2 separate regions of the Homo sapiens genome follow, and region 2 is linked to region 1. A link is a loop called in an ENCODE intact Hi-C map of the cell type or tissue named here. Cell type or tissue: endothelial cell of umbilical vein. All regions are shown on one strand. Each heading gives the region's core, and the rest is flanking DNA. Links, peaks and the distances in the headings are about the cores only. Region 1 holds the start of UQCRHL (ubiquinol-cytochrome c reductase hinge protein like). Region 2 overlaps SPEN (spen family transcriptional repressor).

Region 1 (13,636 bases), core at 635-8,634:
ATCACCTGAGGTCAGGAGTTCAAGACCAGCCTGGCCAACATGGTGAAACCCCATCTCTACCAAAAAAAAAAAAAAAATACAAAAATTAGCTGGGCGTGGTGGCGCATGCCTGTAGTCTCAGCTACTCAGGAGGCTGAGGAAGGAGAATTGCTTGAACCTGGGAGGTGGAGGTCGCAGTAAGCCGAGATCACGCCATTGCAGTCCAGCCTTGGCGACAGAGCGAGACTCCGTCTCAAAAAAAAAAAAAAAATCTATGCTTCATTTTTCCAAATTAAGATAGAAAAAATGATAGAATACACCAGTCAAAATGATTGGATTCACCTTCTGTGTTCTTGGGCAAGTTACATAAACATTTTTGTAGGGTCTTGGTGTGTTTTCTTTTTGTCTGAATGGTCATCTTCTAGACTAGTGCCTGGCAAACAGTAGTTGCTCGACAAATATTCATTGAGTTAATTTTAGAAATTTATTAAATCTATTAAGTATATATAACACATCTACCCCACAGGATTGTTTTGAACATTCAATCAAATCAGATAATAGATGTAAACGTGCTTTATAATCTGAGAAATACTATTTAAACTGTTTATGTTAATATGAGGATAAAGTCCACTGAGTTTTTTTACTTCTTTTTTTTTTTTTTGTGACAGAGTCTCGCACTGTCGCCAGCGCTGGAGTGCAGTGGCGTGATCTCAGCTCACTGCAACCTCCACCTCCCGGATTCAAACGATTCTTCTGCCTCAGCCTCCCAAGTAGCTGGGATTACAGATGCCCCCCACCACGCCCAGCTAATTTTTTGTATTTTTAGTAGAGATGGGGTTTCACTATCTTGGCCAGGCTGGTCTCAAACTCCTGACCTCGTGATCTGCTCGCCTCGGCCTCCCAAAGTGCTGGGATTACAGGCATGAGCCACCACGCCCGGCTTTTTTTACTTCTTTTCTTTTTTTTGTTTTTGAGACAGAGTCTCGCTCTGTCGCCCAGGCTGGAGTGCAGTGGCACAATCTTGGCTCACTGCAAGCTCCGCCTCCCGGGTTCACACCATTCTCCTGCCTCAGCCTCCCGAGTAGCTGGGACTACAGGCGCCCACCACCATGCCCAGCTAATGTTTTGTATTTTTAGTAGAGATGGGGTTTCACCGTGTTAGCCATGATGGTCTCAATCTCCTGACCTTGTGATCCACATGCCTCGGCCTCCCAAAGTGCTGGGATTACAGGCGTGAGCCACCATGCCCGGCTTTTTTATTTCTTAAATGGATTTTTTTAAAAGCATAGAGGAATACACCAAGACTCTAATGATTCTGTCAACTGCTTTGAAATTCATGGATGGAGTATAATAATATTTTACAAAATAGTTTTGCCCTATAAAACCATATAGTATTACAGAACTGTCTGTGTTGTTTTTTTGTTTGTTTGTTTTTTGAGATAAAGTCTCACTCTGTCACCCAAGCTGGAGCACAGTGACACAATCTCGGCTCACTGCAACCTCCACCTCCTGGGTTCAAGTGATTCTCCTGCCTCACCCTCCTGAGTAGCTGGGATTACAGGTGTGCGCCACCACGCCCGGCTCATTTTTTTTGTATTTTTAGTAGAGACAGGGTTTAACCATTTTGGCCAGGCTGGTCTTAAACTCCTGACCTCAAATGATCCTCCCCTCTCGGCCTCCCAAAGTGCTGGGATTACAGGCGTGAGCCACTGCACCTGGCCCTATAGAACTGTTAAAAGCATAAAAAGGCCAGGATCAGTGGCTCATGCCTGTCACCCCAGCACTTTGGGAGGCCAAAGTGGGGGGATCGCTTGAGGCCAGGAGTTCAAAAAAGACAGCATACAAAGCTGTGAAGTCAATTAGCTTTATGTCATAAATTAAATCCCGAATTACATTTATAATGCTGGGCACGTGAGTGTTATATTACATCTTTTTATTTTTATCTTTTTTTTTTTAGACAGGATCTCACTCTCTCACCCAGGCTGGAGTACAGTGGCATGATCATAGCTCATTGCAACCTCTTCACCTCCTGAGCTCAAGCCATCTTCCCCCCTCAGCCTCCCACGTAGCTGGGACTAGAGGCACACACCACGCTGCCCTGCTAGTTTTTGTATTTTTTGTAGAGATGGGGTTTTGCCCTGTTGCCCAGGCTGGTCTTAAACTACTGGGCTCAAGCAATCCACCTGCCCTGGCATCCCAAAGTGCTGAGGTCAGAGCCACTGCACCCACCTAGCCGTCTTTTTTCTTTTCTTTCTTCTTGGTAGCTTATAATTTCCAAAGCAAATGCAGCATTAGAGTTGTAACTTTTCTGTGTAACATAATTAAGTTGTTTTTTTTTGAGATGGAGTCTCGCTCTGTTGCCCAGGCTGGAGTGCAGTGGCATGATCTCAGCTCACTACAACCTCCACCTCCCGGGTTCAAGCTATTCTCCCACCTCAGCCCCTTGAGTAGCTGGGACTACAGGCACACGCCACCACGCCTGGCTAATTTTTTTTGTATTTTTAGTAGAGACGGGTTTCACTATGTTGGCCAAGCTGGCTTGAACCCCTGACCTCTGGTGATCTACTCACCTCAGCCTGCCAAAGTCCTGGGGCTACAGGTGTGAGCCACTGTGCCTGGCCAGAATTAACTTTTAAATGTATGGATATTTCTGCTACGGATTTCTTAATTCCTTCCTAACTAATCATACCCCAAGTAAACTGAACTATTCATTTTCATGATAAGTCTGTATGGTCTTCCTGAATATTATAGGAGTGATCTGAACCAAAGTTCTAGCTGATAAAAATTTTGTAAAAATCTAATTCAGTGCATTTCCATTGTCTCATGCATTCCAGGGACTAAAGTAAGTAATATTCTTGATTGCTGAAGTTTGAAGGCAGTTTCCTGTCTGCTGAGGTTTTATTTCTAGAAGCCCTTATCATTGGTCCTGATAGAATATCTGCAAGGAGAAATGAATCAACTCACGCCATCATTTTCACATTTATCATTACCACTGGAGATTAAGATATTACATAATTAGCCAAGGTCATATAAAAGGATTCATTGGAACAATTTAGGATTAAATTTAGGAATTATACATTAGGAACTCATTGGGATTCCCATATGTTTAAGTGTTGCAATATGGGGATGTTTAATTACGCTACTAGCCTAGTTCCTGCTATTAACCCAGCACCAGGCCTTTCAAGATTATTTAGAAAAAATGCTCAGGCCAGGCGTGGTGGCTCACGCTTATAATCCCAGCACTTTGGGAGGCAGAGGCAGGCGGATCACCTGAGGTCATAAGTTCAAGACCAGCCTGGCCAACATGGTGAACCCCCGTCTCTACTAAATATATTTTTTAAAAGATTAGCTGGGTGTGGTGGCGGTCGCCTGTAATCCCAGCTACTTGGGAGCCTGAGGCAGGAGAATCGCTTGAACCCGGGAGGCAGAGGTTGCAGTGAGCCGGGATCACATCATTGCACTCCAGCCTGGGCAACAAGAGCGAAACTTCATCTCAAAAAAAAGAAAAAAAAAAAGCTCAGTTCTCAGAAAATCTTAGAAGCCAAGTTCAGACTAAGGAAAGATATTTGCTGAGTAATGTGACTTGGTCCCCTTCCTTGTAAAGCCAGAAGTACCATATGTGTTTTTCTAAATAGCCCCACCAGATTTGTCTAGACATGACTGTGCCTCACGAAATTAACCATTCTGCCTCCGGGGATTTATGCATTCTCAGTGATGTTTCTCTCCATCATCTGATGTGATAGTCTGTACAAGTTTCCTATGGCCCAGTTCTGGGTCATGTTGAAGGATCGTGCCACATAATCTTAACTACTTTTTCCCCCACTGCCTTGTTCAACAACAATGGTAACACCCACAAAATATATTTGCCCTCACAGCAACACCAGTCCATCTTGCACCTGCACAGGACACTTTTTAATCTGAAGGATCTCAAAGCCCTTTGCATACATTAATTGTACTTCATAAATACCTCATTGCTTGCAAGCCCTACTAGCCCCATTTTATTACTGGACATCCCAGAATAAAGAGATGGAACCTCTAGTCTACTCAGAAAAGGACAAACCTGGGTCACGAGTCTACTTAAAACTGTCCCTTGGGCTCTCTGAGATCTAATTTTCTCCCTCTTCATGTTCCCCCAGTGCTCAGGAAACACTTAAAAGTATCTCTGGGGGCCGGGCATGGTGGCTTACAGCTGTAATCCCAGCACTTTTGGGAGGCCGAGGCAGGCAGATCACGAGGTCAGGAGATTGAGATCATCCTGGCCAACATGGTGAAACTCGTCCCTACTAAAATACAAAAAATTAGCCAGGCGTGGTGGCGTGTGCCTGTAGTTCCAGCTACTTGGGAGGCTGAGGCAGGAGAATTGCTTGAACCTGGGAGGCGGAGGTTGGTTGAAGTGAGCAGAGATCGAGCCACTGCACTCCAGCCTGGCAACAGAGCGAGACTCTGTCTCAAAAAAAAAAAAAAAAAAAAGTTTCTCTGGGTGGTTCTCTCAAATGCCTGTCTTGCCTTTGCCACTGATGTGGCCTCAGTGCTTTCCAGTCTAGCTAAATGTGGGGATTGTTTGTGCTTGAATTCACCTTTGTTGACAATTTGTCAAAAAAAAAAAAAAAAGGAAAACCTCTTACATTTACACTGGTGTGAATGCATATATATCATCATCAGAAGCAGTTGAGACACTTTCTAATGCATTTTTCTTTTTTTCGTTAGGACAGGACGATATATTCACTCTATTTTTGGGTCTCAGATAAGAGATTGTATTTTGGAGTCATCTTAACGAGTGCTGCCCTCTCGAGGTCACAGCTGCATCTGTGTGCAGCTGCTAGAACCTAGGTTAGACAAGAGTGAGAATGAGCAGAGATGAGGCATATAAAAGGACCAAGTAGCCATTGTCATGAGAAGCTGAGAAACCTTTGTTTAGCTGCTTTTATATGGTAATGAAGTGAAAAGAGCACCAATAGGGAGCCAGAGTTATTTCTGCCATTGACTCTGTGTATGATCTTAGGCCACTCATTTTCTCTGTGCCTCAAATTTCCCATCAATAGAAGGGGAGCTACTGGTCCAGCCCAGGGGCCAGCAAGCTTTTTTATTTTATTTTTTATTATTTATTTATTTTGAGATGGAGTCTCGCATGTTGCCCAGACTGGAGTGCAATGCAGACATAAAATATATATATATAAACAAATGAGAAAAAGTTTTATTCCCACTTTGGGAGGCCGAGGCCAGTGGCTCACCTGAGGTCAGGAGTTCAAGACCAGCCTAACTAACATGGTGAAACCCTGTCTCTACTAAAAATACAAAAATTAGCCGGGCATGGGGGCACACACCTCTAATCCCAGCTGCTCGGAAGGCTGAGGCAGCAGAATCGCTTGAACCTGGGAGGTGGAGGTTGCGGTGAGCCGAGATCGTGCCACTGCACTCCAGCCTGGGCAACAGAGTGAGACTCTGTCTTAAAAAAAAAAAAAAAAAAAAAAAAAAAAAAAGGTCAGGCGCGGTGGCTCATGCCTGTGATCTCAGCACTTTGGGAGGCTGAGGTGGGCGGATCGCGAGGTCAGGAGTTTGAGACCAGTCTGGCCAACATAGTGAAACCCCATCTGTACTAAAAAAACAAAAAATTAGCTGGATGTGGTGATGTGCACCTGTAATCTCAGCTACTCAGGAGGCTGAGGCAGGAGAATCACATGAACCTGGGAGGTGGAGGTTGCAGTAAGCTGAGATCGCACCATTGCACTCCAGCCCAGGTGACAGTGTGAGACTCTATCTCAAAAAAAAAAAAGACCGGACGCAGTGGCTCACGCCTGTAACCCCAACACTTTGGGAGGCCGAGGTGGGTGGATCACAAGGTCAGGAGTTCAAGATCAGCCTGGCCAAGATAGTGAAACCCCATCTCTACTAAAAATACAAAAATTAGCCGGGCCTGGTGGCAGGCGCCTGTAATCCCAGCTACTCAGGAGGCTGAGGCAGGAGAATCACTTGACCCGGGAGGCGGAGGTAGCAGTGAGCCAAGATTGCACCACTGCACTCCAGTCTGGGAAACAGAGCAAGACTCTGTCTCCCAAAAATAAAAAATAAAAAATTATTCCAATAAAACTTTTTTTGTGTGGACACAGATTTTTGAATTTCATACAATTTTACTTGTCATAATCAAATTATTCACAATAATCACAACATTATTTTGATTTTTTTTTTTGAGACCACATCACTCTGTTGCCCAGGCTAGAGTGTAGTGGCATGATCTCGGCTCACTGCAACCTCTGCCTCCTGGGTTCAAGCAATTCTCCTGCCTCAGCCTCCTGAATAACTGGGATTACAGGCGCACGCCACTATACCTGGGTAATTTTTTTTTTTTTTTTTTGAGACAGAGTCTCGCTCTGTCACCCAGGCTGGAGTGCAGTGGTGCGATCTGGGCTCACTGCAAGCTCCGCCTCCTGGGTTCACGCCATTCTCCTGCCTCAGCCTCCCAAGTAGCTGGGACTACAGACGCCCACCAACACGCCCGGCTGATTTTTTGTATTTTTAGTAGAGACGGGGTTTCACTGTGTTAGCCAGGATGGTCTTGATCTCCTGACCTCGTGATCCACCCGCCTCAGCCTCCCAAAGTGCTGGGATTACAGGCATGTGCCACCGCGCCTGGCCACACCTGGGTAATTTTTGTATTTTTGGTAGAGACGAGGTTTCACCATGTTGGTCAGGCTGGTCTTGAACTCCTGACCTCAGGTGATCCGCCCACTTTGAACTTCCAAAGTGTTGGGATTACAGACATGAGCCACTGCGCCGGTCATTTTTTTTTTTTAGCCTTTTAAAAGATATAAAAGCCATTCTTAGTTCCCAGGCCATCAGTAAAATAGGCAGTATGCTAGATTTGGCCCAAGCCCAAAGCTTCTGACTTCTGGACTGAATAGTTTCAGGCAGTACTTCCGATATAACTTTTTTTTTTTTGAGACAGCGTCTCGCTCTGTTGCCCAGGCTGGCGTGCAGTGGCACAATCTCAGCTCACTGCAACCTCTGCCTCCCATTTCAAGCGATTCTCCTGCTTCGGCCTCCCGAGTAGCTGGGACTACAGGTGCGGTCACCACGCCCGCCTAATTTTTTGTATTTTTAGTAGAGACGGGATTTCACCATGTTAACCAGGATGGTCTTGATCTCCTGACTTCGTGATCCACCCGCCTCACTCTCCCAAAGTGCTGGGATTACTGGTGTGAGCCACTGCGCCCGGCCTACTTAGAATATAATCTTATGCAATTTTATTTTAATTTATTTATTTCTGGAGACAAGATTTTGCTCTGTCACCCAGGCTGGAGTGCAGTGACACCACCATAGCTCATTGCAGCCTTGAACTCCTGGCCTCAACCTATCCTCCTACCTCATCCTCCCGAGGAGGTGCGCCCACTCCATGCCTGGCTAATTTTTTTTTTTTTTTTTTTTTGTGGAGATGGAGTCTCAGGCCAGGTGCGGTGGATCATGCCTGTAAAAAATACAAAAATTAGCTGGCAGGAGTATCACTTGAACCCAAGAGCAAGAGGTTGCAGTGAGCCAAGAATGTGCCACTGGTTGCAGTGAGCCAAAAATGTGCCACTGCACTCCAGCCTGAGCGACAGAGCAAGACCCTATCTCAAAAAAAAAAAAAAAAAAAAAAATTAGCTAGCTGTGGTGGTATAGTCCCGGCTACTTGAATGGCTGAGTTGGGAGCATCACTTGAGCCCAGGAGGCAAAGTTTGCAGTGAGCTGAGATTGTGCCACTGCACTCCAGCCTGGGTGACAGAGCAAGATGCTGCCTCAAAAAAAAAAAAAAGAAAAGAAAATAGGACAAGTTGGGCATAGATTTTGAGTGGAATAGAGTTAAGGCACAAACAGACTTTTTTCTACCTTTTTTTTTTTTTTTTTTTAGTAAGAGATAGGTTCTCGATCTGTTGCCCAGTGTAGCGTGTCACCCAGGCTGGAGTGCAGTGGCACCATCATAGCTCATTGCAGCCTCGAACTGCACTCCAGCTTGGGCAACAGAGTGAGACTCTGTCTGTAAATAAATAAATAAAGGGAAGAGCAGTCGATTGGGGATGAGGAAACTGGGTCTTAGCCTAGCTGGTTGCTTACTATATGGCTTGAGTAAGTCATTTCACTTCTGTTTCCACAGGTGCAATATGAAGATGAAAACTATCCTGCACACCTCACAAAACTAAGGTGTATGTGTGTGAGTGGGAGCATAATGTGAGACGCCTTTGTCTTCTAAGCCACCTCTAGGCTCACACTGACTAGCAAGCTTTGCTTGTCCCTTTCAGTTGCAATGTTGCTGTCACTGTCACCCTATAATCTCTTTAATTGGCAGTTGCAGACCAAGGGCCCACCCTTCCTTTAATGACAGCTGGCTGAAGCCTTCCAACTTTAGTTGTCCCAAGTCACACTGGCTGACTTATAAAGCCATATCTGTGGCCGGGCGTGGTGGCTCATGCCTGTAATCCCAGCACTTTGGGAGGCTGAGCCAGGCAGATCACCTGAGGTCAGGAGTTCGAGACTAGCCTGACCAACATGGTGAAACCCCATCTCTACTAAAAAAAATACAAAAATTAGTCGGGCATGGTGGTGCGTGCCTGTAATCCCAGCTACTCGGGAGGCTGAGGCAGGAGAATCGCTTGAACCCGGGAAGTGGAGGTTGCAGTGAGCCGAGATTGCGCCACTGCACTCCAGCCTGGGCAACAGAGCGAGACTCTGTCTCAAAAAAAAAAAAAGCCGTATCTGTTCTCTAGTCAGCTCCAAGGAAGTGCCTAGATGGGAGAAACCCACACATCTCATCTAGTAGAAAAATAGTCACTGTTCCTCGCAATGGTTATTCAAATACACAATGCTTACGCTCGCCTCAGGACTTTATCTATGCTGTTTCCTCTGCCCATAAGGTCCATGCTCAAATTCTGCACACGGAAGGCTCCTTCATATCACTTGCAACTAGTTTCACGTGTCCCTCCCCTCCATTCTTTCCCTTGCCTTATTTTTCTTACTTCTATCTGCATTCTCTTGTTTACCTGTTTTTGTCTGCATCTCCCACTGGGATAAAAGCTCCAGAATATCTGGCAGTAGGCACTCAGTACAATGAATCTCCCCAGCCTCCCCACTCTCAGCTTAGTCACCTCCCAATAGCATCCCTTTTCCAGCCAGACCACACTGGCTTGCCCTGATGAGTGTTCATGCCTTAGGTACAGCCAGAGTTTCATCTGGATACCCTATGACTATTTCTATCACTATATGACATTTTTTTTTTTTTTTTTGAGATGGAGTCTCGCTCTGTCACCCAGGCTGGAGTGCAGTGGCACGATCTCGGCTCACTGCAAGCTCCGCCTCCCAGGTTCACGCCATTCTTCTGCCTCAGCCTCCAGAGTACCTGGCACTACAGGCACCCGCTACCACACTCGGCTAATTTTTTGTATTTTTAGTGGAGATGGGGTTTCACCGTGTTAGCCAGGATGGTCTCGATCTCCTGACCTCGTGATCTGCCTGCCTCAGCCTCCCAAAGTGCTGGGATTACAGGCATGAGCCACCGGGCCCGGCCTGTTCAGGTTTTATCTTCCCCACTAGATGATACACTTTGAGAGGAACTCTTTTGTATAGAATTTTGGAGTTCGAAGAGATTTTAGTGTTTATCTCATCCAAACTTCTCACCTAATGTCTGAATCCCCTTTATGAATCTCTGATAACTTTTTTTTTCTTTTGAAATAGGGTCTTGCTATGTCACCCAGGCTGGAGTGCAGTGACTCACTCTTGGCTCACTGCAACCTCTGCTTCCCCTACTCAAGCGATCCTCTCACCTCAGCCTCCCGAGCAGCTGAGACTACAGGTGCATGCCACCACACCCAGCTAATTTTTGTATTTTTCATAGAGACAGGGTTTCACCGTGTTGCCCAAGCTGGTCTCAAATTCCCGCGCTCAAGTGATCCACCTGCCTCAGCCTCCCAGAGTGCTGGGATTACAAGTGTTAGCCACCACACCCAGCCTCTGACAACTTCTGATTTCATCTTTTGAAGACCTCTCATTCTGGGGCTCTCCTTACCTAAAGAATAGAGGCTCAGTGCAGGAATAGAGGATGCTGAATGCAATGTTGTTGAATTCATGCTACTTCTCCCTTAAAACTGAGTCAGCCCTTGGCTGGGTGTAGGTTGCAGAAGAGGGAGAACACAGAGAACTGAACAACTTTTTGGCTAAAAATGTTGGGGAATGTTTCCAACGAACTTGTGTCCACTGCCACTTATGCCTTGTGATTTAGCTCTTGCCCATTGTTATTTAGGGCAACCAAATTACAAAACTTAAATCTCTCTTTTTTCCTCCTCTTAGGAAAGGCTATGAAGAACATTTGGCAGGAGCATTGCAGCTAACAAAGCCCTTTCCAATACTTCAGCTTGTTAGAACTCTTTGATGCAGGCAGTGTTATCCTCACATTAGGGAGGAAACTGAGATTTAAACTAAGTCATTAAGGTTGGCAAAGCTAGCATTCAAACCCAGGTCATTTAGCTTCAAAAAGCCTAGTGCCGTGTTTTCACTAAACAGTCACGTGTCTAAAAACCAAGCCAGGTGCAGTGGCTCATGACTATGATCCCAGCACTTTGAGAGGCTGAAATAGGAGGTTCACTTGATCCCAGGAGTTTGAGACCAGCCTGGACAACATAGTGAGATCCCCGTTGCTAAAAATATTTTCTTTTAATTAGCGAGGTGTGGTGGTATGTACCTCTAGTCCCAGCTACTCGGGAGACCGAGGTGGGAGGATCACTTGAGCCATGATTGTGCCACTGCACTCCAGCCTGTGTGACACAGCAAGACCTTGTCTCAAAAAAAAAAAAATTAAATTAAAAAAACCCTCTGTTGTGCAAAGGCCGATTTTGGCCCTGGAGAAAGAATCAGGGTCAGTCAGGTGCGGTGGCTCACGCCTATAATCCCAGCACTTTGGGAGGCCGAGGCGGGTGGATCACTTGAGGTCAGGAATTCCAGACCAGCCTGGACAACATGGCAAAACCCCGTCTTTACTAAAAATACAAAAATTAGCCGGGCATGGTGGTGCATGCCTGTAATTCCAGCTACTCGGGAGGCTAAGGTAGGAGAATCACTTGAATCCGGGAGGCAGAGGTTGCAGTGAGCGGAGATCGTGCCACTGCACTCCAGCCTGGGCAACAGAGTGAGACTCTGTCTCAAAAACAAAACAAAACAAAAACAGAAAGAATCAGAGTCAACAAATCAGTATGGATGCAGATTCCTCAGATGCCAGGAATCCCAGGATAAATGGCAGGGGTGAACCAAATACTTCCCATTCTTCCCTCACCACCCTCCTCCATCCAATAAAGAAGTAAATAAATTCCTCAAGTCCCCTCTGCCCCAGTGCATGGAATGTTTACCTGTGGACTAGGACTGGTCTACATGCCAAACAGGCCTTGCCTCCTGGGCGGCATGTTTGCAGGGGATCCTTGCTGATGATGTTGGCCTCCTCCTGCACCCTCCCACTCCATGGCTGTCTCACCTGAGAGAGCTTTCTTCCTTTTGCATTAAGTGTGAGTCCTGATAAATTCAAAAAAGCCTCCAGGTGACATCATTTTAACACCAGTTAACAATCACAAATCTGGGTGAATGAGCCTCAGAGTTTTTCTTGACAGTAGTGTGCGTGCGTGTGTGTGTGCGTGTTTTCCATGGAAAAATAAAATGTATTACACAAACTATCAGTATTAATTACAGAAAGGTGGCCAGGTGCAGTGCCTCACGCCTGTAATCCTGGCACTTTGGGAGGCCAAGGCGGGCAGATTGCCTGAGCTCAGGAGTTTGAGACCAGCCTGGTCAAACATGGTGAAACCCTGTATCTACTAAAAATACAAAACATTAGCTGGGCGTGGTGGCGCATGCCTGTAGTCTCAGGTACTCGGAAGGGTGAGGCACAAGAATCGCTTGAGTCTGGAAGGTGGAGGTTGCAGTGAGCCGAGAACACGCCACTAAACTCCAGCCGGGGTGACAGAGCAAGACTCTGTCTCAAAAAACAAACAAACAATTAATTACAGAAAGGTAAGCCTGGCCAATAGGTCAGGAAAAGCAGCCCCACTGCAGATCCACACCACTACGGAAACTTGAGGCACCACACACATGACTTTGCTGACTGGGGGCAAAGGATGAACTAGTGAGCAAACTTGGGAGGCTGAGACAGGAGGATCGCTTGAACCTGGGAGGTAGAGGTTGCAGTGAGCCAAGATCGCACCACTGCTCTCCAGCCAGGTGACAGAGCGAGACTCCAGCTCAAAAAAAAAAAAAAAGTCAAGATATTAAATATGAAAGCAACACTTTATTTTTTATTTTATTTTATTTTAAGACAGGGTCTCTCTCTGTCACCCAGACTGGAGTACAGTGACATGATCTCTGCTCACTGTGATCTCTGCCTCCCAGGCTCAAACTATCCTCCCACATCAGCCTCCCAAATAGCTGGGACTACAGGGGCCCACCACCACACCTGACTAATTTTTGTATTTTTGGTAGAGATGCGGTTTCACCATGTTGCCCAGCCTGATCTTGAACTTCTGGATTCAAGTGATCCGCCCTCCTCGGCCTCCCAAAGTGCTGGGACTACAGGCTTGAGCCACCTCGCCCAGCTGAAAGTGACACTTTAATACTTTCAGGAAATTATAGGAGATGATTGTTAAGAGCTCAGGATAAAGAGAAGTTTCTGGCCGGGAACGGTGGCTCACACCTGTAATCCCAGCACTTTCAGTGGCGGAGCACCTGTGGCCAAGAGTTTGAGACCAGCCTGGCCAACATGGTGAAACCCCATCTCTACTAAAAATACAAAAATTGAGGTGCCGCTGTTGCTGCTCGTGTTAAATCTAGAACCGTAGCCAGACATGGGACTGGAGGACGAGCAAAAGATGCTTACCGAATCCGGAGATCCTGAGGAGGAGGAAGAGGAAGAGGAGGAATTAGTGGATCCCCTAACAACAGTGAGAGAGCAATGCGAGCAGTTGGAGAAATGTGTAAAGGCCCGGGAGCGGCTAGAGCTCTATGATGAGCATGTATCCTCTCGATCACATACAGAAGAGGATTGCACGGAGGAGCTCTTTGACTTCTTGCATGCAAAGGACCATTGCGTGGCCCACAAACTCTTTAACAACTTGAAATAAATGTGTGGACTTAATTCACCCCAGCCTTCATCATCTGGGCATCAGAATATTTCCTTATGGTTTCGGATGTACCATTTGTTTCTTATTTGTGTAACTGTAAGTTCACATGAACCTCGTGGGTTTTGGCTTAGGCTGGTAGCTTCTATGTAATTCGCAGTGATTCCATCTAAATAAAAGTTCTGTGATCTGCAAAAAAAAAAAAAAATTAGCCGGGTGTGGTGGTACATGCCTGTAATCACAGCTACGTGGGAGGCTGAGGCAGGAGAATCCCTTGACGCCAGGAGGTGGAGGTTGCAGTGAGCTGAGATTATGCCACTGCACTCCAGTCTGGGTGACATAGCAATACTCTGTCTCAAAAAAAATTTTTTTTTTCTTTTTTTAAACAATTTACTTATTCATTTTTAATTTTTTCTGAGATGAAGTCTTGCTATGTTGCCCAGGCTGGTCTCAAACTCCTGGGCTCAGATGATCCGCCTGCCTTAGCCTCTCAAAGTGTTGGGATTATGGGTACGAGCCACAAACAGACAAGAGAA
Region 2 (17,282 bases), core at 3,882-11,881, 71 kb before region 1:
TTTGGCATTAAAAATACAATATGGGCCGGGCGCGGTGGCTCACGCTTGTAATCCAGCATTTGGGAGGCCAAGGCAGGCAGATCAGGAGGTCAGATCGAGCCCAACCTGGCCAACATGGTGAAACCCCGTCTCTACTAAAAATACAAAAATTAGCTGGTGTGGTGGCGCGTGTCTGTAATCCCAGCTATTCTGGAGGCTGAGGCACGAGAATCATTTGAACCCAGGAGGCGGAGGTTGCAGTGAGCCAGGGTCACATCACTGCACTCCAGCCTGGCGAAAGAGCGAGACTCCGTCTCAAAAAAAAAAAAAAAAAAAAAAACAACCATAATATGGTAGTTTTAGGATCTACTGTCCTAATAACAGTAGCAAAAATGGAAAGAGGCTACGTTTTTGTTAATCTATTATTAAGAATCATGTGACTTCTTTTTGGGTGGGCTTTACTGGACCCTTCACACTCAGAAAACCTTGTACTCAAGTAACTCAAAGCAAAAAGCATCAAACATGCATGCTCCCTGAAAGCAGTAAGCAGATGTAACATGTCTGCCTAAGAACAAGAAATCCTTCCAACGTGGCAGCAGTCTTTATTTAAGAGACAAAAAAGATGAGAAAATTTAAACTGTCAAATACAATGGGATTTTCTCATTCCCTTAGTCACACGGTATATAGAATCTGATATTTCTTGTATGAAAAAACTAAAATGTTTCAGAAGGCACAGGCCAAGAAAGCACACAGATCAAGTGAGTGTGTGTGTGTTTTAATTCCAAGTGGTCACATACAACTGATGTAGCCTTACCAAACCCATAAGCAAATTTGAAGTTTGAGGTTTTTGCCTTTTCTGTCGCCCAGGCTGGAGTGCAGTAGTGCAATCTTGGCTCATTGCAACCTCCATTTCCTGGGTTCAAGTGATTCTTAAGCTTCAGCCACAAGTAGCTAGGATTACAGGCACACGCCACCACACCCGGCTAATTTTTGTATTTTTAGTAGAGACAGGGTTTTGCCATGTTGACCAAGGCTGATCTCAAACTCCTGGCCTCAAGTGATCCTCAAGCCTTAGCCTCCCCCAAAGTGCTGGGATTACGGCGGGAGCCACTGCAATTGGCTTGCTTTTTTTTGTTTTTTTTTAAGAGACAGGGTCTCGCTCTGTTGCCCAGGCTTGAGTGTACTGGCCTTTTTTCAATTTAACTTTGATACTAATGACATCTCCTCTCTATCCAGAATGAAAAAGAAGTTTGCTCTTTCCTGCTTCTGAACTCTCCATTAGGGCAGTTGCAGGGACAAGGAGTTAGAAAGGCACCTAACTCCCTACCAGAAAGCCTAAGCCATCCGCTATTTGGTATACTTTTTTGTTTATTTATAAATGACTACGAATTACTCAGTAAGAAACCTCAGGCTAAAATTCTTCTGCTTAAATATAATTACTTCTCTGCAGTTTCTTCCAGTGACAGATACAAAGCTACAGTCCAAGATGGCTCCACACACCATGACACAGCATATTCAGGAAGCTAATCTGCCCCTCCCTACCACCATCGAAAATAACATATAAAGAATCACAGAACTCCTCCAGTTTGGGTTATACAAATGATGCCTAGAAGCAACACAGATGTGTATTATTTCTGTCTTCTAATTCCAACAACTGAATTCCAGTCTATTAGCACCAGTATGTAAACAGACATATTTTAAACCTCTATCAAAAGTACTAGCCATCACTTAAAAATGATCATCAGATGAAAGTGTTTTTGTTGTTGTTGTTGTTGTTTGAGACAGAGTTTCACTCTTGTTGCCCAGGCTGGAGTGCAATGGCGCAATCTCAGCTCACTGCAACCTCCACCTCCTGGGTTCAAACGATTCTCCTGCCTCAGCCTCCTGATTAGCTGGGATTACAGGTGCATGCCACCACGCCCAGCTAATTTTGTATTTTTAATAGAGATGGGGTTTTGCCATGCTGACCAGCCTGGTCTTGAACTCCTGACCTCAGGTGATCTGCCTGCCTCAGCCTCCTAAAGTGCTGGGATTACAGACGTGAGCCACCGTGCCCCGCCCAAAGTTGTTTTTTAAATTTTAAAAATAAATTTACTCTGGTTATTTGATTTTCTCCTTGGGAAATTAATTTATTTAGGGGCTTTGATATTAACATATTTCTAAGCCTGGAACCTGGACTTTGAAATAAATATTTCGGTTGAGCCATTCCCTCAGCCACCCTGGAAACAGGCATTTTAGCCTGACCAACACTTGAAGTGTTGAAGATGGAATCTGGAAGTAGTTCAGTTTATATTTTAGGCATAACAGTCCCAAGAGGCTTTTCTATTAACCCATCATTTCCAAGAGAATAGAAGGGTTTAGGGAATTTAAAAAAAGAAAAATAACAAACTCTATTTGTCTTTAAACAAAATGAAAAGCACTAAATTGATACACAAATTATTTTGTGACATTACAGCTTAATAGAGCTTGCTTCTAGAAGAGCACTGTCCAGTAGAAATATAAGCCACAAAATTTTAATTTTCAAATAGTCATATTTTAAAAAGTAAAACGAAGAGCTGGGAGCAGTGGCTCACGCCTGTAATCCCAGCACTCTGAGAGGCAGAGGTGGGCGGATCACGAGGTCAGGAGATCGAGACCACCCTGGCTAACAAGGTGAAACCCCATCTCTACTAAAAATACAAAAAGAAAATTAGCCAGGCATGGTGGAAGGTGCCTATAGTCCCAGCTACTCGGGAGGCTGAGGCAGGAGAATGACGTGAACCGGGGAGGCGGAGCTTACAGTGAGCCAAGATTACGCCACTGCACTCCAGCCTGGGCGACAGAGCGAGACTCCATCTCCAAAAAAAAAAAAAAAAAAAAAAAAAGTAAAAAGAAACAGATGTAATTAATGTAGTAATATGCTTTATTTAACCTAATATATTCAAAATATCATTTGAACATGTAGCCAACATAAATAAGTTTTTTTTTTTTAAAAAAACCAGGTCTCCAGAACTTGATGTGTATATTTTTAAACAGTTCTACTGAGATATATGTGAATTTATTAACATGACACCATGACATTAGTTTTTCTTAATGGTTTTTATATTAGCCCAGGTACAGCGGCTCATGCATGTAATCCCAGTGCTTTGGGAGTCCAAGGCAGGAGGATCACTTGAGGTCATGAGACCTAGACCAGCCTGGGCAACATAGCGAGACCCTATCGCTTAAAAACAAAAAACAAAAAACAAGGCCGGGCGCGGTGGCTCAAGCCTGTAATCCCAGCACTTTGGGAGGCTGAGGTGGGCAGATCACGAGGTCAGGAGATCAAGACCATCCTGGCTAACATGGTGAAACCCCATCTCTACCAAAAATACAAAAATTAGCCGGGCGTGGTGGCGGGTGCCTGTAGTCCCAGCTACTCGGGAGGCTGAGGCAGGAGAATGGCGTGAACCCAGGAGGCGGACCTTGCACTGAGCCGAGATGGTGCCATTACACTCCAGCCTGGGCGACAGAGCCAGACTCCATCTCAAAAAAAAAAAAAAAAATTTAGCTAAGTGTGGTGGCATGTCTATAGTCTCGGCTACTTAGGAGGCTGAGGTGAGGGGATCCCTTGAGCCCAGGAGTTCAAGGTTGCAGTGAGCCATGATTGCACCACCACTCCAGCCAGGGTGACAGAGCAAGACTGCCTCTAAAAAAAAATTTTTTTCATAGCAATTATTTCCAAATGTGCTAAACCTCTAAGTGTTAGCTCCTGTAAACGGAATTTCTTTGTTAAAACCCACACACATATATTTCTGGGCTACGCTTAAGCATTACAAAGGCCTACCATTTTCTCCTGAAGGATGATATGCTGGTTTATTAGGGAGGTTTTTGTTTCTAGCTAGGATATCCAGTACTGCAGCCACTAGTCACATGTGGCTATTGAGCACTTGAAATGTGGCTATTCAGTGCACCAGTACTGATCAATGCTATAACACGGATGAACTGCAAAAACATATTAAGTGAAAGAAACCAGTCACAAAAGACCGCAATATGGTATGATTTTCCTTCTATTAAATGGCCAGAATAGGCTATAGAGATAGATTAGCAGTTGCCTTGGGCTGGGGGAGAAAAAGAATGGAGAGCAACTGCTAACGGGTATGAGGTTTCTTTTCGGGGTCATGAAAATGCACTAGTTTCATTATGGTGATGGTTGCAAAATGCTGTAAATGTATTAAAAAGCATTAACTGTCCACTTAAATGGGTGAATTTTACAGTGGAAGTTGCAGTGAGCAGAGATTGCACTCCAGCCTGGGAAGCAGAGCAAGACCCAGTCTTAAAAAAAAAAAAAAAAAAAAAACCTGAGTCAAAATCTAAAAATATCAACCAGGCCGGGCACGGTGGCTCATGCCTATAATCCCAGCACTTTGGGAGGTCGGGGTGGGCGGATCATAAGGTCAAGAGTTCGAGACCAGCCTGGCCAACATGGTGAAACTCAGTCTCTACTAAGAATACAAAAATTAGCTGGGTGTGGTGGTGCGTGCCTGTAATCCCAGCTACTCGGGAGGCTGAGGCAGGAAAATCGCTTGAACCCGGGAGGCAGAGGTTGCAGTGAGCCTAGATCACATGAAAAATAAAAATAAAAATGTCAACCTGATGTTATTGAACTGTATATAATGTGTTCCCACCTATTTGTAAGAAAATGTTTTACTGCCCTCATCTTAGCATATATTTCTAATCTACATCTCTCTTCCATACCAAATGAAAGTTTTTAGAGGATGAGTGAAATTCTTAGAAACGAACTCTGCAAAGACATTTTTAAAGCTATTTCACTTACTGTTTTGTCTACCTGGACATAGGAAGTTTATTTATAGTACAAAGTGGATTTGGAAAGATGTTCTATAGGCCGGGTGCGGTGGCTCATGCCTGTAATCCCAGCACTTTGGGAGGCCGAGGCGGGTGGATCACCTGAGGTTGGGAGTTCGAGACCAGCCTGGCCAGCATGGTGAAACCCCAACTCTACTGAAAAATACAGAAATTAGCTGGGCATGGTGGCAGGCACGTGTAATCCCAGCTACTTGGGAAACTGAGGCAGAAGAATCACTTGAACCCGGGAGATGGAGATTGTAGTGAGCCAAGATGGCGCCATTGCTCTTCAGCCTGGGCAACAGAGTGAGACTCCATCTCAAATAATGGGGAAAAAAAAAAGGTGTTCTATAGAGATATCATAATTTCTAGCACCAGTAAACTCCAGTAGCATATAACTTAATGAATAACTAATAAGTAAGTAAATGACCAGAGAGTGCTCTTTCCATTTTCTCACACAGGAATGGACAGCAAGACTACCCTTTGAAGCCAATTCAGTTTGTACTCTAAGACACAGATTGATAGAGGGGTGCTTGTATAAAGAATAAAACCTCAGCTAATTCTGAACTCCAGGAAATGCTAATGTTGGCCAGGCACGGTGGCTCATGCCTGTAATCCCAGCACTTTGGGAGGTTGAGGTGGGCAGATCACTGGAGGTCAGGAGTTTGACACCGGTCTGACCAACATGGTGAAACCCCATCTCTACTAAAAATACTAAAATTAGTTGGGCGTGGTGGCACATGCCTGCAATCCCAGCTACTCAGGAGGCTGAGGCAGGAGAACTGCTTGAACCTGGGAGGCGGAGGTTGCAGCAAGGCGAAATCAAGCCATTGCACTCCAGCCTGCGTGATAAAAGCAAAAAACCCCGTCTCAAAAAAAAAAAAAAAAGAAAAGAAAAGAAAGAAAGAAAATGCTAATGTTTATTTTAAAATGAGAATTCCTACATTTTCCTTAATTTCTGGACACGCATGATTCCTTGTTTGGGGCAAGGTAAATTTGTGCCTTGGCTTCTAAGAATGACCATAGAGAACTTCCAAGTACAAACACCCCAAAAGAGATATAAGGAAAGAACAAGATCACCTAAACTGCAATGAGTAAAGTTTTACCATAAGTAAAAATGATTGGCCGGGCGCAGTGGTTCATGCCTGTAATCCCAGCACTTTGGGAGGCCGAGGCAGGTGGATCACCTAAGGTCAGGAGTTCAAGACCAGCCAACCAACATGGCAAAACCCTGTCTCTACTAAAAATACAAAATTAGCTGGGCATGGTGGCGCATGTCTGTAATCCAGCTATTCCGAAGACTGAGGCAGGAGAATCACTTGAACCCAGAAGGTGGAGGTCGCGGTGAGCCGAGATCGCGCCATTGTACTCCAGCCTGGGCAGCAAGAGCAAAACACTGTCTCAAAAAAAAAAAGAGTTTACATACTTTGGCTGGGTGTGGTAGCTCATGCCTATAATCCCAGCACTTTGGGAGGCAAAGCTGGGCGGATCACCTGAGGTCAGGAGTTCGAGACCAGCCTGACCAATATGGCGAAACCCTGTCTCTACTAAAAATACAAAAATTAGCCAGGCGTGGTGACGTGTGCCTGTAATCCCAGCTACTAGGGAGGCTAAGGCAGGAGAACCACTTGAACCTGGGAGGTGGAGGCTGCAGTGAACCGAGATCATGCTACTGCACTTCCGCCTGGGCAACAGAGCAAGACTCTTGCCTCAAAAAAAATAATAAAATTAAAAAAAAAAAAGAGTTTACATAGTTTGCTTCCAAGTCAAACAAATACAATTTGACATGGCAGTTTTTATTTTTAAATTTGTTGTTTTCAGGAGGCTGAGACAAGAGAATCGCTTGAACCCAGGAGGTGGAGGTTGCAGTGAGCTGAGACAGCACCACTGCACTCCAGCCTGGGTGACAGAGTGAGACCCCGTCTCAAAAAAAAAGACAAATAAATAAAATAAAATAAAATTTGTTATTTAAAACTTTAATCTGCGTAATTACTTGTTATTATTTTTAATTTTGGGGTTTTTATTGAGACGGAGTGTCCCTCGGTCACCCAAGCTGGAGTGCAGTGGTGCAATCTTGGCTCACTGCAACCTCTGCCTCCAGGGCTCAAGCGATTCTCCTGCCTCCGCCTCCCGAGCAGCTGGGATTATAGGCGTCCACCATACCACCATGCCCAGTTAATTTTTGTATTTTTTTCGTAGAGACTGGTTTCACCATGTTGGCCAGGTTGGTCTCGAACTCCTGACCTCAAGTGATCCACCCGCCTCAGCCTCCCAAACTGCTGGGATTACAGGTGTGAGCCACCGTACCTGAAGGACTTGTTTTTTTTTTTTTAAGAGATGAGGTCTTGCTATGTCTCAAACACCAGGCCTCCCACATCAACTTCCAGAGAAGCTACAGGAACATACCATCAGACCAGGCTTGACTTTCTGATTTTTAGCAACATTAAAAATTTTTTTCGGCCAGGCACAGTGGCTCACGCCTGTAATCCCAGCACTTTGGGAGGCTGAGGCAGGCAGATCATGAGGTCAGGAGATCAAGACCAGAAGATCGAGACCATCCTGGCTAACATGGTGAAACCCAGTCTCTACTAAAAATACAAAAAATTAGCTGGGCGTGGTGGCGGGCGCTTGTGGTCCCAAGCTACTCGGGAGACTGAGGCAGGACAATGGCGTGAACCCGGGAGGCGGAGCTTGCAGTGAGCTGAGATCGTGCCACTGCACTCCAGCCTGGGTGACAGAGCAAGACTCCGTCTCAAAAAAAAAAAAAAAAAAAAAATTCAGGCCAGGCACAGCTCACACCTGTAATCCCAGCACTTTGGGAGGCAAAGGCAAGCGGATAGCTTGAGCCTAGGAGTTCAAGACCAGCCTGGACAACACAGTGAGACTCCATCTCTACAAAAAATACAAAAATTAGCCCAGCGTGGTGGTGTGTGGCTGTAATCCCAGCTACTTGGGAGGCTCAGGTGCAATGATAGCTTGAGCCCAGGAAGTCAAGGCTGCAAATGTGCAAATTACCACTGCACTCCAGCCTGGGCGACAGAGCAAGAACCTATCTCAAAAATCAACCAATCAATCATCCAGAGTAAATTAAAACCCACAAGACATCATGTCATGTCACAACTTTGCCACCAAAACCTATTTTAATTCCTTCCACCTAAGAAACCAAAATAAAAAACCTCAGTACAACCTAATTGGTAAGAATGAGAAGGGGTGAGAGGGACAGTTCTTTATTTCAAATGGACTAACCTAACTAAAAGCAACGCTCCTGGGGACTTTGGTAATAAACTCCTTGTCACCAAATGCTGACCATGTTGTGATGTGGCCAAGCACTGGCAGTGCAGAAGCAGTTTTACAGAAGCCGTAGCTTCTAAAAGGTAGAAGACTAAAAGTTACCATTAAAGCAAGGGTTAATAACAGAAAGATGTATTAAAAATAGAGTTTGTACCAGCTTGCAGTCGGGCGTTCACCCTGGCTAGATCTGAAATCCTCCTCTCCAGGAACACTAAGGCACAGCCGTCCTGCCCCTCCCACCGCCTGGCCCAGTCACCACGCAGCAGCCGGGTCCCTGCGCCCCGCCCCTGGACTGAGGGCTGTGGAGAAACTCTGGCAAAACAAGGAAGCCTCCGGGAGGTGGCAAGCAGCCAACTCAAACTGGATGGTTCCAGTTTAGGCTGGTTCGAGTCACAAACAACAGTTCCTATTTTCCCCCACAATATTCAGACGCAGGGGCTGCCCAGATGAGCGCTTCTCATCTGCTTCCAGAGCTAAGGCTACCTGGTTCTCATTCCTCTGCAGTCGAGCATCCTAACTAAAAGCAAGGTTCCCACTTCAGCAATATGGGTCAGCCCAGTACTTGTTTCCAAAATGGAATGCCTATTCTGTACAAGACCCTGCAGCTGACAACACCTACACATCTAAAACAAAAACAAAAAAACAAAACTTTACTAAAATGCTGTATTTGACCAAAAAAGGAAATCCAGAAAGGAAACAGACCTATTTACAGGTATCCATTATGAGAGCTATGCCTACCAGAACAATTAAGTAAGTACTCTTCCATTTCCATATTTAGCACAAAAAAGGCTTGGTTGGCTAATATGACCCCCTAAAACAGAAGGTTGTGTGTTGCTTATTGCACAATAACAAACGATGCAAGCAATACAGGAGCCAAAAAAAATAATGTGTTTCCAAACTGTGGGCTCTTCAGTGACCTCTGCAGTTTGTCTGCCACTGATGGGAAAAAAAGGGTTTTTTTGGTGTATTTCTTGTCCAAAGCACACACTGCTGAACATTTATTCCATGCTGCTAAACAGTACCAAAATAGCATTAAGCAGGGAACAAGCAAATGCTTATTCTTTTGTAAAGTATTTAAGAGAGCCGCTCAAAATGAGGCACGACCTAATGTTTCTCAAGTATTACAGACACTAATATGCCTGCTGTTCTTTTTCTTCCCTAACCCTTCCAAGTAGGTAACTTTTTAAAGAATTTAGATACACATATTTTAAGGAAAGAGCATACTTAATCATACACAGTCAATAAAACCATTAATTGGCTCTTACAGGAGTCCATCACAAAGAATAATTATAAACGTCAAGATAGAAACTCCACGTACACTTCCTCTTGTATGCTTAAAAAGAAACTTCATGTAACAGTTGGAAAGGTCCAAAGCAATGAATATGTTTTAATCATAACACTAATTTTCAGCAAGAAATTCTCCCTTTTGAAACCTCTAGACGATCTAAAAAAGTAATAACGAAGCAGAACAAACTAATTAAAATCAAAGAATGGGCTGGGCGTGGTGGCTCATGCCTGGGCAACAGAGCGAGACTCCATCTCAAAAAAAAAATAAAGAATCACAAAGCTACAAAACAAAATTATATCTACCACTGAATCCAGAAATTATTTGCCTATTCATTATTATAGGTAACTTTGGATAATAAATCAGACAAATTTGTTTCTATGATCATCACCGAAAAATGATCACTAATTATTAATTTGTTTAATACTTTAAAACACTGACTTTTAGGCCAGGCTCAGTGGCTCATGCCTGAAATCCCAGCACTTTGGGAGGCGGAGGCAGGTGGATCACTTGAGGCCAGGAATTTGAAACTAGCCTGGGTGGTCAACATGGCGAAAACCCATCTTTATTAAAAAATACAAAAATTAGCTGGTGGCACAACCTGTAATCCACCTACTAGGGAGGCTAAGGCAGGAGAATCGCTTGAACCTGGGAGGCAGAGGTTGCAGTCAGTTTAGATTGCACCACTGCACTCTAGCCCGGTGACGAAGTAAGACTCTGCCTTTAAAAAAAAAAAAGAAAGAAAAAGAAAAACAAAAGGAAAAGGAAAAGGAAAGGAATTGACTTTTACTTCATATATATTTTAAAACTGCTGCTATGTCTGGCAGTTCCCAGCACATGCCACGTATCATAAGAAACTGTACAGCCAGGTAATAAAATTAGCATTCCTTCTCCCAATTGACACCTGAATGCACATACCTGTTTTTAAAAAAAGAGAGAGAGAAATGGAAGGTACATTGTCACTTTGATACATACAATGCCACCATTCTTAATGGTTTTCCTCACCTTTATAGCCTCATCCACATTCTTTCACAAGACTACAAAAATGACAGCATTTTTGAAAAATTTTCTACTTGAACTTGGAAGAAAATAATTTCTCCTAACTAAAATAAGTTAACTGCAAAATCTCCTCAAGAAAAGACAAAAGGATATGTGAGTAAAATTCCCCCTCTAGGAAAGAAACTATAATATCTAAATTGTTCATGATTTGCAGATTTGGTCTTTACAGAAAAAAAATGCTTCTTATTAGACTGCAGACTTTCATGCTTTTTTAAGTTAAAAGGGTCATATTCCTTTTTATTACCTTATATCTGTTGTTAAAATCCAGAATTCATTAAATATTCTAATTACTGTTAACCCATAAAACAAGCCGAGCGCTGTGGCTCATGCCTGTAATCCCAGCACTTTGGGAGGCCAAAGCGGGCAGATCACAAGGTCAGGAGATCGAGACCATCCTGGCTAACATGATGAAACCCCCATCTCTACTAAAAATACAAAAAATTATCCGGGCGGGGTGGCGGGCGCCTGTAGGCCCAGCTACTCGGGAGGCTGAGGCAAGAAAATGGCGTGAACCCAGGAGGCGGAGCTTGCAGTGAGTCGAGATCACACCACTGCACTCCAGCCTGGGCGACAGAACAAGACTCTGTCTCAAAAAAAAAAAAAAAAAAAAGAATCTTAAATTGTCTAACATTAGGAAAAAAAGTAATAGGGTTATAGATAACTTTTGATATACTTTACTCAGCATATGTAATTAAAAAAAAATATACAGACAGGTTGTGCAAAGAATACCATCAGTAATAAGAAATACTTTCATTTCCCTTTCAATTAAAAAGTAAATTGTTTTAGGCCGGGCACAGTGGCTCACACATGTAATCCATTTAGCCAAAAAATTAGCCAGATGTGGTGGCGCATGCCTATAGTCCCAGCTACTCAGGAGGCTGAGGCGTGAGAGTTGCTCCACCCGGGAGGTGGAGGTTGCAGTGAGGCGAGATCACACCACTGCACTCTAGCCTGGGCAACAACACAAGACTCTGTCTCAAAAAAAAAGAAAAAAAGTACATCGTTCTAATGCAAAGCTAACACACTGGAGAAGAGAGAGACATAAGACTTTCCATATCTTAACATGGCAGAAGAGCTGAAAAGTTTGGTTACTTGAAGTTCTTCTATATGCTTTCCTTGTTACTTTAAGCAAACACCACAAAGGGTTTCACATGTCTGCTTCCCCGCCCAGGAACTGTGTGTGTGTCTTTCTTTCCCCCATTCCTGTTCCCAAGCTTCTCCCTTATATCTTCTAGCTTATGACAATGCAAAGTAAATTTTAATAATGTAACAACTATATAATGAAAATGTGAGAAATACATTTTTTAAAAATCAGCTCATTCTAATTTTTAAAATCTATTTAAGAAGAAAGCTTGCTCTAAAATTCCAATCTCTGGTGGGTGCAGTGACCCTGTCACCCATTGCCTCCTTTCCCCTCTCTCTTCTGGGAAGAAGGGGGTTTCCTGCTGAGGAGGGAAGGGAAACTTCATCCTAGCCCCATGACTCAGACTTGGTTGGACCCTGGGGGAACCAAGAGCCCCAGGGGGGCTGTGGCCTGTGATGCTGCCAAGCAGAGCCATGAGGGCCTACCAACCTACTCTTCTGCCATCACTCTGAAACTTGAGCATTACCCAACACCTGCCAGCCCTCTAGGCTGTGCCTTTCATCCTAGTACAGGTGTGTCCCATTGTATATGCCCAGTTTGCGTCAGCTGTCCACACCATCTAGTTAGTACCTGTGCATTCCTCGGCTCATGGCAAATAAGAATTTTCTTTTTTTGAAATGGAGTCTTGTTCTGTTGCCCAGGCTGGAGTGCAGTGGTACGATCTTGGCTCACTGCAACCTCCATCTCCCAGGTTCAAGCGATTCTCGCACCTCAGCCACCATAGTAGCTGGGATTACAGGCGCCCACCACTACACCTGGCTAATTTTTGTATTTTTAGTAGAGATGGGGTTTCACCATCTTGGCCAGGCTGATCTTGAATTCCTGACCTCATGATCTACCCGCCTCAACCTCCCAACGTGCTGGGATTACAGGTGTGAGCCACTGCACCTGGCCTAAAGGAAATTCTTACAACTTGATTGGGGGGGCGGGAATCCAATAATAGGGAACTATAGAAATAAAGTATGTTCAACTTCAATCAAGGGATTTTAAAATAAATGCTTCTGTGGAATTTACGCATTTAAAATGTTCTGTTGAAAGGAAATGTGGCTCAATAAACGGCCATGACAGAGAAACAAAAAGACGTCGAGCAGTACATAGCAGCACATGGAGCCATGAAGGCCCAGTTCTCACCAGTAAAATACTGTAAATGGTTTTGCAGAAACAATAGATGTGTTATTTATAAGGACTTCACAACTAGACTGCCATTAATCCCATGTTTACTCATCTGAAATACCCCACTAGCAATCTCTTCATCAAAAGTGTAACTATTAATAAGGATGGAGGGTGATTAATTTCCCCATCAGTCATGGAGACAGAAGACAAACTTGTTTCCATAGGTAAAACCAAGCTATATTTTGTCCACTATACGAGTGCTAACTTTAAACATCTTTAAAGGACTTTCAGGAATGTCACAGTTTCACAAGTTGTAAAGATCACAAGAAATAACTTATTTCTTCCAAAAGGAAAACTGAACATTCTGAATTTCATAACATCTCAAAATATTACACTTTGAATTCAATATAATTAAAGAGGAAAAGAGAACATCTGATAAAAGGGAATAATGTAAACTGAACACCAGAGGATTATTTCTGTACACTTGCTTCAATCACAATTTAAATGACAAAAACTTTTAGCTATCTACATCAATTTTGCTTTATCCTTCATGTTAACTAAGAACTGTATCTAAGTATTTCAACTACTTATTGGACATGTATTCTGAGAAAGGCAATATACTAGGTTCTGTGATATGCATTCAGGCCACTCAGTCTTGTTCTTTCATATCACCAGAAAGTTCATTCTGCTTTTTACACATCAGGATAATCTGATTCTTAATACAATGTCTCTCCCACCTGTTCCAAATTTTCCTTCTCTGAGGTACCAAGAGTAGGAAAAACAGAGATTATGGATAAGTCACCAGTTGCCTTTCTAAAGCAGAGATCTCAACAAGCTATCTCCTTTCTTAAATCTTTTAATGGCCCTCTCTGCATACAGAATAAAACCCAAAAGTTGGGCGTGATGGCTCACACCTGTAATCCTAGCACTTGGGAGGCAGAGGAGGGAAGATCGCTTGAAGCCAGGAGCTCAAGACCAGCCTGGACAACAAAGTGAGACTTTGTCTCTACGAAAAATTTAAAAATTAGCAAGGTGTAAGTGATGTGCACCTATAATCCCAGCTACTCAGGAGACTGAAACAGGAGGATGGTTTGAGCCCAGGAGCTATGACCACTGCACTCCAGCAGCCTGGGCAACAGAGCAGGATTCTGTCTCTTCAAAATAAAAAAAAAATCATTACCACAGTTAAATCATTCTAAATTATCTGCTATGCTCAAAACATCCTTCCACCTCAGGTTGTTCCTTCTGCCCACAGTGTTCCCTGTCTAGCCTAAACCTCCTCTCTTCTTGTTGAAGTCCTGCATATCCTTCATAGCCTAACCAAATGCTACCTATCAGGTCTTCCCAGCAGTCAAAAGATTTATCTCACTGTTCTTTTTATGTATAGATACAAAAGCTATCATTGGCCGGGCACAGTGGCTCATGCCTGTAATCCCAGCACTCTGGGAGGCTGAGGTGGGTGGATCACTTGAGGTCAGGAGTTCGAGACCAGCCTAGCCAATGTAGTGAAACCCCTGTCTCTACTAAAAAATACAAAAATTAGCCGGGCATGGTGGCAGTGCCTGTAATCCCAGCTCCTCAGGAGGCTGAGTCAAGAGAATCGCTTGAACCCGAGAGGCAGAGGTTGCAGTGAGCCAAGATTGCGCCACCGCACTCCAGCCTGGGCGAGAGTGAGACCCTGTCTCAAAAAAAAAAAAAAAAAAAAAAGCTATAATTACATAAAATTTGTCACATCAGTGAAACTAGAAGGAATCAATAAGTTAATGAATGAGGTTCAAGTAACTCACTAAAAGCAACATGTAAATATAGGGTTGAAATCTGTTAGCTCTAGAAAATATGACTATATATGAAATGAAACCAATAACCTAAGTAAATGCTCTATAACCTCTCAGAAGGGAAAAAAAAATAGTGATTTATAAAAAGGAAGAATCTACACAGACATAAGACAGTGGTAACAGAGCAAGAATCTCTCAGTGATTCTTCCCCAAGCCCACGGTAAGAAGGTGCCTTCAACCAGCAGATTTCAGTATGCCTTACTTCCTTGTCAGGTATGGTCCTACAGTGCAAATCAGAGGGAAAAAAACATACAAGAGCCCAAATCTGGCCTTTTAGGTGGAAATTCCAATTTTTTAAACACTGGCAATAATTTAAATTTAAAACACTATACAAGGTGAATTAAATTTGTCTGCTGGGCCAGGCGCGGTGGCTCACGCCTGTAATCCCAGCACTTTGGGAGGTCGAGGCGGGCGGATGGCGAGGTCAGGAGATCAAGACCATCCTGGCTAACACGGTGAAACCCCATCTCTACTAAAAATACAAAAAATTAGCTGGGCGTGGTAGCGGGAGCCTGTAGTCCCAGCTACTCGAGAGGCTGAGGCAGAAGAATGGCGTGAACCCGGGAGGTGGAGCTTGCAGTGAGCCGAGATCGTGCCACTGCATTCCAGCCTGGGTGACAGAGCGAGACTCCGCCTCAAAAAAAAAAAAATTTGTCTGCTGGTCAGATGTCACCCTCCAGACTTCTAGGTTGTAGCCTTTGGTATATAAATGAATACATCTAGCTACCCTAACTTGATAAAATAATCATCAAAAATCCTCTTTCTCACTAACTTTTTTATTGTAATTTACTCCCCAGGCAGATTTTCTAAGTGCATCCTACCCTTCTAGCAGTTATCTTTCTGAGTGCAAACATTTAGAAGCATACAGCTGCTTTTTATTTTTTTTTAATTACATGAGCAGGGACTAAGCTCCATCAAATTCATCAGATCACCTCTAGGTTCAAGCTTCTGAGCCTACAGTTCTGAGGGCGGATCCATTATACTCCCATCAAAGTATAATGCTACTCTGAAGGCATCATTCTCCTCTAGCTATCTCAGCTCACTGCAACCTCCACCTCCTGGGCTCAAGCTATTCTTCTGCCTCAGCCTCCTGAGTAGCTGGAATTACAAGCACCCACCACCACCTCCAGATAATTTTTGTATTTTTAGTAGAGACAGGGTTTCACCATTGACCAGGCTGGTCTCGAACTCCTGACCGACCTCAAGTGATCTACCCACCTCAGCCTCATAGTGTGCTGGAATTACAGGTGTGAGCCACTTTGCCCAGCCTCAGCACTTTTTCTTTTTTTTCTTTTCTTTTCTTTTTTTTTTTTTTTTTTTTGAGACAGAGTCTCATCATCTGTCACCCAGGCTGGAGTGCAGTGGCTTGCTCACTGCAACCTCCACCTCCCGAATTCAAGCAATTCTCCTGTCTCAGCCTCCTGAGTAACTGCGATTACAGGCATGTGCCACCATGCCTGGCTAATTTTTGTATTTTTAGTAGAGACAGGGTTTCACCATGTTGGCCAGGCTGGTCTCGAACTCCTTGCCTCAGGTGATCCACCTGCCTCAGCCTCCCAAAGTGCTGGGATTACAGGCGTGAGTGAGCCACACGCCCAGTGCCTCAACACCTTTTCAATAAGTTTTGATCCAGTGGAATGCAGATGCAGCTTTTTAATGAGGTAGGTTTATGGAAAATGACTAAAACTTGAGCATTTTAGACAATTCTATGCAGAAAAAAAAGTGGAACAAGATTTTATAATTAGTTTATAGGGTTCAAATGAATTTCATCAATCATTTATCTAGACAGCACACCAAATAAAATCAAAAGAAGTTAAGAGTTTTCATCCATGTCACACGGCTTGAAAGCTGGGCATAGAACGTAACTTTCATGACTTTCTAAACTAGGTGCTTGTTTCATTTTAATATGCAAATCTTCCAGAATGTTTGAATTATATCTAGATAGGCAGAGGGATAAACAAAATGTTTTCATGTATTATTTTGAATAAGAAAATTCAGGAAGCCTAAAAACAGACATTCAACTACATGACCATTTGCTTAAATTAATTTTAAGCAGGCAAAAGAAAAGTAATCTGAGCCTTTTAATCAGGTCAAAGAATTTGACTGTAAATTTTAAATATATACCACCTAAATTGAAAAGCAGGACATGTGGGATTAACAAATTGAATAGCAGCATTTTTTTTAACATATACTAGGTATCAAAGTAAGCATTTTACATTAAGTGTTCATTTTAATTTTCACAATAACTTTATTAAGGTCCTTATTAAAAATGAGAAAGCTTGGCCAGGCGCAGTAGCTCACACTGGTAATCCCAACACTCTGGGAGGCCAAGGCAGGTGAATCACCTGAGGTCAGGAGTTAGAGACCAGCCTGGCCAACACGGTAAAACCCCGTTTCTACTAAAAATACAAAAATTGGCCTGGCATGGTGATGGGTGCCTGTAATCTCAGCTACATGGGAAGCTGAGGCAGAAGACTCACTTGAACCCAGGAGGTGGAGGGTGCTGTGAGCCAAGATCACGCCATTGCACTCCAGCCTAGGTGACAAGAGCGAGACTCCATCTCAAAAAAAAAAAAAAAAAAAAAAAGGGAAAGCTGAGACCTGAAGAACATAAATAACTTATCCTAGATTACTTAAAGGATAATCTATACCACATACCCAGATCTGTGATTTCAAAATCCATATAACTAGGTTTGAAGCTAAGTTTCTTATTAAGATTACCCTCAACTTACTATTTTCGCTTTTCAAATAA

Evidence for each region. Hi-C counts contacts between places; a loop is a spot of excess contacts. Peaks named below come from ENCODE experiments on the same cell type or tissue, not always from the same donor. Only the 100,000 strongest peaks of a DNase experiment are listed, where the experiment ranks them.
Region 2: it touches region 1 in a loop (2.2-fold over the local background); 7 of 110 quality-filtered maps call a loop at or near these places.

What each region holds. Positions count from the first base shown.
Region 1 is chr1:15,806,841-15,820,476 of GRCh38, reverse strand. UQCRHL (ubiquinol-cytochrome c reductase hinge protein like) reads left to right here and starts at 12,828. Exons shown (of 1, transcript NM_001089591.2): 1 at 12,828-13,103. The coding sequence starts at 12,828. The coding sequence ends at 13,103. In endothelial cell of umbilical vein, for the core only: a CTCF peak has its summit at 4,769 (motif pointing left); a DNase peak (open chromatin) is centred at 4,756.
Region 2 is chr1:15,877,574-15,894,855 of GRCh38, reverse strand. All of the region lies in intron 3 of SPEN (spen family transcriptional repressor), which reads right to left. Among named protein-coding and RNA genes, the nearest start is that of SPEN-AS1, 38 kb to the right of the region's middle. RefSeq lists enhancers at 1,425-1,484, 1,414-1,558 and a cis regulatory region at 1,481-1,491. In endothelial cell of umbilical vein, for the core only: no CTCF peak of the experiment used is centred there; DNase peaks (open chromatin) are centred at 8,385 and 9,105; H3K4me3 peaks cover 712 bases; H3K27ac peaks cover 1,631 bases.